3 separate regions of the Homo sapiens genome follow, and regions 1 and 3 are each linked to region 2. Evidence: chromatin loops called from intact Hi-C (ENCODE). Cell type or tissue: mammary epithelial cell. All regions are shown on one strand.

What was found. Hi-C counts contacts between places; a loop is a spot of excess contacts. Peaks named below come from ENCODE experiments on the same cell type or tissue, not always from the same donor. Only the 100,000 strongest peaks of a DNase experiment are listed, where the experiment ranks them.
Region 1: a loop joins it to region 2, with 13 times the contacts of the local background. A loop is called at or near these places in 4 of 110 quality-filtered maps.
Region 3: it touches region 2 in a loop (15-fold over the local background); 21 of 110 quality-filtered maps call a loop at or near these places.

Annotation. Positions count from the first base shown.
Region 1 is chr2:20,097,003-20,099,502 of GRCh38, reverse strand. The region is part of intron 2 of LAPTM4A-DT (LAPTM4A divergent transcript); the gene reads right to left. Among named protein-coding and RNA genes, the nearest start is that of LAPTM4A-DT, 46 kb to the right of the region's middle. In mammary epithelial cell, a CTCF peak has its summit at 1,159 (motif pointing right); a DNase peak (open chromatin) is centred at 1,132.
Region 2 is chr2:19,368,338-19,370,837 of GRCh38, reverse strand. No RefSeq gene overlaps it. Among named protein-coding and RNA genes, the nearest start is that of OSR1, 11 kb to the right of the region's middle. RefSeq lists a silencer at 1,116-1,410. In mammary epithelial cell, a CTCF peak has its summit at 1,300; no DNase peak of the experiment used is centred here.
Region 3 is chr2:19,745,342-19,747,841 of GRCh38, reverse strand. No RefSeq gene overlaps it. Among named protein-coding and RNA genes, the nearest start is that of LINC00954, 120 kb to the left of the region's middle. In mammary epithelial cell, a CTCF peak has its summit at 1,016 (motif pointing right); no DNase peak of the experiment used is centred here.

The sequences.
Region 1 (2,500 bases), 730 kb before region 2:
TCAACATGTTGGCCAGGCTGATCTCGAACTCCTGACCTCAGGTGATCCACCCACCTCGGCCTCCCAAAGTACTGGGATGACAGGCGTGAGCCACCGTGCCCGATGTCACATGACCATATTCTTAATTCAGCAGTGCTCAAAGTGGTCTGGGGCTGCTTGGGCATTCCCACGACTTTCAAGACAGAGCGTCCCAAGATCAAACTTGTTTTCATAACAATATAAACTGATTGCTATTCAGATTGGAAAAAATAAAAATATGTAACCATACAAACACGTTATTTGCCCTTTCCACTTTCATTCTGTCTCAGGTGTACAGCGGAGTATTCCAGAGGCTACATGATATGATACGGCGAGAGATTGCGTTTAGAAGCAAATGTGAAAATCAGTTGTCTTCTACTAATCCAGGTCTTAAAGGGAGGGTTGCAAAAGTATAAAATAATGCCACTTTCTGTACATTAAAAAAAAACTAGTTATTTTTATTAAAATGTTATACTGGCTGGGCGCAGTGGCTCACATCTGTAATCCCAGCACTTTGGGAAGCTGAGGCGAGTGGATCACCTGAGGTCAGGAGTTCAAGACCAGTCTGGCCAACATGATGAAACCCCGTCTCTACTAAAAATACAAACAAATTAGCCAGGTGTGGTGGCGCCTGTAGTGCCAGCTGAGGAGGCATGAGATGGAGGCTGAGGCACAAGAATTGTTTGAACCCAGGAGGCAGGGGTTGCAGTGAGCCGAGATTGTGCCACTGCACTCCAGCCTGAGTGACAGAGCGAGACTCCGTCTCAAAAAAAGAAAAAAATAATAAAAAGAAAAGGAAAAAGAAAAAGTTATATTATAAAATGAAATTTTTAAATAAATATTAAAATTATCAGTGTTAGTTGCCAGTATGGTATAACTCAGTAGATATTAGCCACATAAACATATTGGGATCCTCAATAATTTTTGAGAGCGTAAACATGTAAAAAGTGTCAAGGAACAAACTGGTTCGGATAGAGTAGCTGTAGCCCGGCTTGGGCGGCTGCTGCCCCTGCCCCAAGGAGCCAACTGAAGCCTGGTGTTTCCCTAGGAACGTACCAAGTGCTGACCTGCACGCAGGGAGAAGGGGCAGATGCGGCTAAGACGAGTTGACATTACAAGGCAGCGACGCAAGAGGGCGGCCTTACCCACGGGCAGGTTTCTTGTGCTGGATGCAAGATGACTGATGCAAATGTCAGTTTTATTCACCTCATTAACGAAAAGCAACTTTGGTTTCTTGTTTACAATGATATAATTTTTACCTCTCTTGTGTTTCTCTGGCTCAATATGGGTTCCAGTAAACACGTGCTGCCTGCTCATTTAAGGACTCCACACTGGGGCATCCTATGTGCTGGGGCAGGCACTCCCTGGTCACACCCCTCTGGCCCCTCAGGACGGAATCACAGAAAGACACATCAGCCCTTTGACCCTGTGTCTCCTGAAGTGGCCGCTGGAACACTGGCCTCCCACGGGTCCTAGTGAGGGTAGGCGGACATTTACTCCGGGGACCTCCATAGTGGCAACCGTCCAGGCTGGCCACTCCTGGTTCCGGCTGACATCTCACACTTTGCTTTGTGATACCACAAAGATGTTTTCTTGGTTTGTGTGTGTCTCTGGCCCATCCCTGTGGTTCCCAATGCCTGAGACTGGTTCATAGCAAGTAACCAGACTGGGTCTTTAGAGGTAATTAGGGGAGGGGATGGGCACTGGGAGGGTCCCTGGCTGGAGGTAAGGGACCCAGCTTCCAGGAGGCCTCCTGAGTGCCCTTAGGCCAGTCATGTGTCCCCTGGAGCCACAGCTTCTCATCTTTCAAAGGGGACTTCTGCCTGGGTCAGAGAGCTGTTATGGGACTCAGGTGGCACAACCGTGCGGTGGGCGCTGTCTGCCATGATACTGAAGTATGAAGTACGGGTGTTTATGGAATTCTTTTCTCTCTCCTATTGGCGGGGGCAGTGGAAGGTGTTTTTTTTGTTTGTTTGTTTTTTGTTTTTTGTTGTTTTTTTTTTTTTTTTGAGACAGAGTCTGGCTCTGTCGCCCAGGCTGGAGTGCAGTGGCGCGATCTCGGCTCACTGCAAGCTCCACCTCCCGGGTTCACGCCATTCTCCTACCTCAGCCTCCTGAGTAGCTGGGACTACAGGCGCCTGCCACCAAGCCCAGCTAATTTTTTTGTATTTTTAGTAGAGACAGTGTTTCACCGTGTTAGCCAGGATGGTCTCGATCTCCTGACCTCGTGATCCACCCGCCTCGGCCTCCCAAAGTGCTGGGATTACAGGCGTGATCCACCGCGCCCAGCCGGGCAGTGGAAGGTTTTTGACAGGGAAAGGGCACAGTCTGTTTTGTGCCTTGGAAGGGTGTATCTGGTGACTGGTGAGAATGTTTGATTGATTGATCGATTGAGACAAAGTCTCTCTCTCTTGCCCAGGCTGGAGTGCAGTGGCACAATCATGGCTCAGTGCAGCCTCAACTCCCTGGGCTGAAGCCATCC
Region 2 (2,500 bases):
TTACAATTTATCACAGAAACCAGGACAATTGCGTCTGGGACAAAAACAAGACAAGATCCTAGGAAAGCCAGTGTGAATGAGGATCGTCTAGGAAAACTGGCACTCTTGATCTGTGTATCAGTTGGGGTCCAGTCAGGACAACAGAAACCACACTAGGCATTTCAACAGAGAGAATTTAATATAGAAGATGGGTTAAACTGGTCCAAGAAAGCAAACTGGGAGCACTAGGGAAAGGGTGGGGAAACAAAGGCAAAGATTGTGGGTGTCAGCATCTAGAAGCTCAGAGGACGAACCCTGTAGGACTGGGCTCAGCCCTCTGAGGAGGCAGCACATCCTTGCTGCTTCTGGGTGGCTCAGGAAGTCTATAGGAAGTCCATGGAGTAGAGGTTCAGCTCTCTGAGGACAGTTATTGCCCCACTGGGGAGGGCACCTTCCTAGGGCATGATGAGATTGGTTCTGGGAGTGCTGAAAGAAGTTGAAGATTGGAACCAACTGGCGATGCTAAGTGAAAGTCCATCGCTAGAGGCCAACCCCTGGTTGCTGCTCCCATGCCCCTATTTGCAAAATCTAAGAGAAAGTCATCTGACAGAGGAAAACTTTAGCCTGCAGATCCCAGCCCTGGTGTCACACAGCAGAGCGTAGAAATGTGGACTTGGAACTGAGCAACACTGGCGTAATAATGGGCACAGTTGTTCTTATTGTACTTGCAGCACCAGGCTTGAGAACGGTTCTGATTTTGAGGAGGAAATTCTCCTAAAAGATCCTTCAGCTCAATAAGTGATAAAAATCACAGTCTAGTCTGCAGAAGAAAATAGGATTTATCAGTTATTCCCTTTGTGCCACGAACTTTACAAACGTTAGTTCATTAATCACAATAATCCCATAGAACTTGTGTTCATCCTGTTTTTACAGATGAGGAAACTGAAGTTTCAGGTGGTTAAGCTGTTTGCCCAAAAACAAGTAGCTGGGGAGAGGCATGTTCTAGAGACATGGACTAGAAGCCTGTCTCTTTCCACCACCTCTTGGTCTTTCTAGGGAGGAAGCTGCTTCTTTACAGGGCTGAGGCCCATGATCCTGGATGGAGGGGCAATGGCTGGACCACTCCTGGAGGCCCTGGGCCAAGTGACCTCTGCTGGCCACTGGTTTCTGGAAAGCTCATCCCCAAAAGGTTTTCCATCCTTTGAGTTCACACCTAGCCAGACTCAAAACCTAAAGTGATTTATTCCCACTAAATGCTGGCCTCACACCCATGGGAAGAAGCCAAGACTTTGTTTGAATGAGCTCGCCATCTCTTGGAGAAAGCATCACGCTGCAGCCACCCATAGCTATGTTTTGGAGAGAGTGTGTTTGTGTGTCTGTTCATGTATTCATGTGTCTTATAAATTCAACCTTACTCAGTAGGATGGCATTCTTGGATAATAGACCTTTCAGCCAGAGGGCCAAAATTGCAAAGACAACAGTTATTTTTTGGCTGAATCAAGTTCTTCAGCCTTAGCTGAAGACGAAGGCAAATTGTGCCTGTGTTTTCTGGAAATGCTGATGCTGAGATGGGACCTTATTGAGGAATTCACCAAGGCCCAAGGGAACTGAGAAGATAAATGCTACCAGGCGGCTGCAACTTGAGCAAAATTCAAAAACAATAGAATGTCAACTGAAGATCATAGAGACTGTGGCAAGTATGACAGAAAGCAAGGGCAATGGCTAGGTCCTGAGACCAATGAGGATGTGGATAATGGGTGCTGGCACTACAAACACTGCTTTGAAAGAAGCTTGAAGAAAAGGAGGCAGATTCGGCACTCCCTACCCAGGACCCCAGCTCATCACTGAGGAAGAGGGAAATGCAGCCAGCGGTTTGGCAAACTGCCCTCCCCAAATACCCCTGTTCCAGCCTTCACAGTGGTTTCCTGAGCAGCTCGAGGCGGGCCAGGTATGGGTTTCTTCTGTCATGTCAGTGTTCTCACAGAGAGGGCTTTTGGGTCCTTTTGGAAAGTGACTTGGCTGGAGCCACACTCCTGCCAGTGTGGCAGCTGTTACCACTTATACCAGGAACATCTGGCTTGAAGATTGCAGTAAAAGTGACACTTGTCTACAGAGAAAAAATGTTGAAGTATACATTTTGGACATGAAGAAATAAGTAATGACATTTAATGTTTTCATAAAGCTGCTACACTGAAGAGCAATCATCCAAACCCCAGGCCCAGGCATGGGTGTATCTGTCTATTGCTGTGTGCCTGCAGGTCTATGAAAGGCTTTGTACCTGGAACATCACTGCCTGATGCAAGCTTTGTCCTCCCTCTGAAGACAAGCAACAAAGGGAGGCCCTTGGTAAGACCTCTTCCTTCAAGATCTAAATCACAAAATTGAGGAGCAGGGAGCAAAATGTAAGGAGTACCCACCAGATGACAGGAAAGCCAGCTTTGAGTTGCAATGCTGTTACTGGGTAAATCACATTGCCGGGGTCAAATTTCTCATCTGTAAAATGGGAGTGTCAAAGATGATA
Region 3 (2,500 bases), 380 kb before region 2:
GGCAAAGGTGGGCCATGGTTGGCCTTCCTAGAACCCTCTGGCTCCCAGTGGTTGGATGCCCCTGCTTTCCTCTGCAATGCCCCATCCCTCAGGGCGTTGGCCAGTGGCAGTGACTGCTGGCCTCGGGAGCCCAGGCTGAGGCCAGGCCAGTGCCCATGCAGCTTTGTGCTGCTTCTTCATCTGTGGCCAGACAGCCTGGTGGGTGCTTGTTGGTGCCACGAATAACATTTTGCTAGAGTGGAAGCCCAGAAAAATTCTTCTTTTGTTAGGTTTAAGTCTCTCCCTGAGATATCCCTTTTTCCACTCTAAAAATAGCTGCCTAGCACAGTTGCTACATTTGAGTCACCCACTCCCTGCTTAAGTACAGTGCTCACACTCCCTGCTTAAGTACTGCTTAAGTACAGGGCTAGGTGAAGGTCAGAGCCTGCGTCGTTTGCCCCTTCTCCCTTCTCTGTCTCTGTCTCTGTCTCTAAAAACCTCACAGTTAGTTACATGAAACAGTAAATGAACACTTGCTGTTTTGTAGAGCGTCTTCTCTTTGTCTTGCTCTGTGTTCTGCTCAGTGCAGGTAGCAGGTGCCATGCCAGGCCCAGGCCTTGTTTTCTGAGGCTTCTAGAGGGACTCAAGGGGCACTGTAGCCCCTTGGAGACCCAGTTGTACCCTGAGGAAGGGCTGCGAGGGAAGGGAGTTCCTCTCGCCTGGGGACTCGGGAAACTTCCTGGAAGAGGCTCACCCGTGGCCAACCTTGGAGGTGGGGGCATTGCCATGGCATGCCTGGCCCAGCTGGGGTAAAGGCTGGAGGGCCCTGGGTGGTGAATTTCAGCCCTGACCCAAGCTCCCCTAAGTCTTTGCCTTTGTGAGCTGGGGGAGCCTCAGGGCAGGCTCTTCGGTACCACTCAGGTGGGTGAGTGATGAGGACGTGGGCCCGGGGTCAGGCACACGCTGCATGCTCTCAATCCACTTGTGGGTCTGGCTGGGGGTTGGGGCGGGGGCACTGTCCACTGGAGGGCACTGCAGCACCACCTTGGGCCACCCTGGCAGCCCCTCTACCTTAAGAATAGAGCTTGTCTACTTCCTGCAGCAACCTCATGGTCAGCTCTAGAGACAGAGACAGGCCAGGTTCCGCCTGTCTAGCGATGATCTCCTGTGGGGCTGGGGCCTCCAGCGGGGTGCTCTGACACACAGTTTCCGGCACACTAGGCCCAATGTCTCCACATACCCCATGCCTCCCACCTTCATTCACATGGATCTGTACAGACATACATGTTCACCATCACACACAAACATGGGTCCACACATACACATTCCCAACCACACACATCTATACACTGACTGTCACACCATGTCAGTAACACACACACACACACACACACACACACACACACATGCTCTCCCACTGCACTTCTGTGGTGTACGTCGTAACATGACTGGCCCAGCCATGTGCCCCACACATGCAGGCGGCCTGGTGCAGCTGTTTGTGTGGTAGGGCTGATGTCATGTCAAGAAATTTCGTGTTATATTTAAAATGACACCTGTAAAAATAATCGTCAATTTGCAATTTAAATACTGTAATACTCAATTATGTGAACTGACAGGAAGTGCCCCAGTGGCTTTGGAGAACAACACGCTTGTGTGCCGCCACCCTCCAGTGTGCTGGGAGCTGCGAGGTGGGGACAAAGCCCAGCCTTCTTCCTGAGCCACCTGCAAGGTTGCCGGGGTCTAGGGCTTGGTGGCTTCTATACCCTGAGCGGTGCCCAGCGCTGCCTGCTTGCTGTCTGCACATCCCTCTGTCCTCCTCTCCCAGCTGCTTCCCGAGAGAGCACCTCTTGGGGATTTAGCCAGGCAACTCGAAACACAGTTTCCACCCTGGGAAGACAGGAGGCTCTGGCGTGACTTTCAGCCGTCTTCCGGCCTTGGGTTACAGTCTGAACTCTCAGAATAACAGGCCAAAGCCACAATCCCTTGGCCTCACGAGACAATTTTGCCATTCTGCAGCCCCTTTCTCCCTGCCCCTTAGTCTTTCACACGCAGCATAAAGTCTGTAGTTTGCAGTTTCGCAGTTTGGAACCCGCAGCCCCAAGAACCCAGCCCCACTTCCCAAACACCACACCTGTGTCTCCATCTGGCAGCGCAGCCACCCCTGGTCGCCACGGAGCACAAGCGGCAGGGTATACTAAACAGCACACTAATGGTGGTGCTAGCCCCTGCATTCACACCACTCCTGAGAGTCCCTCAGCTCAGCCTCACAGCCCCCAGCCACTGGCCATCCCAGAGCTTACAGGCTGAGCTGCACCCACACAACATCAGCCTGTGGGTGTTCTGCAGGCACCCCATGCTGAGCACACCCACACTGAACACCCTTCTCTCCTAGACTCACTCTTTCTTCCCTTTTCTTTTCTCCCACTGTGAGTGACTGCCCCTCACTCCCAGCTAACCATGCCAGAAAACAGGTCTTTGTTTTTGTCTTCCCCGGCTTCTTTGCCCACCCTGGCACCCCAGC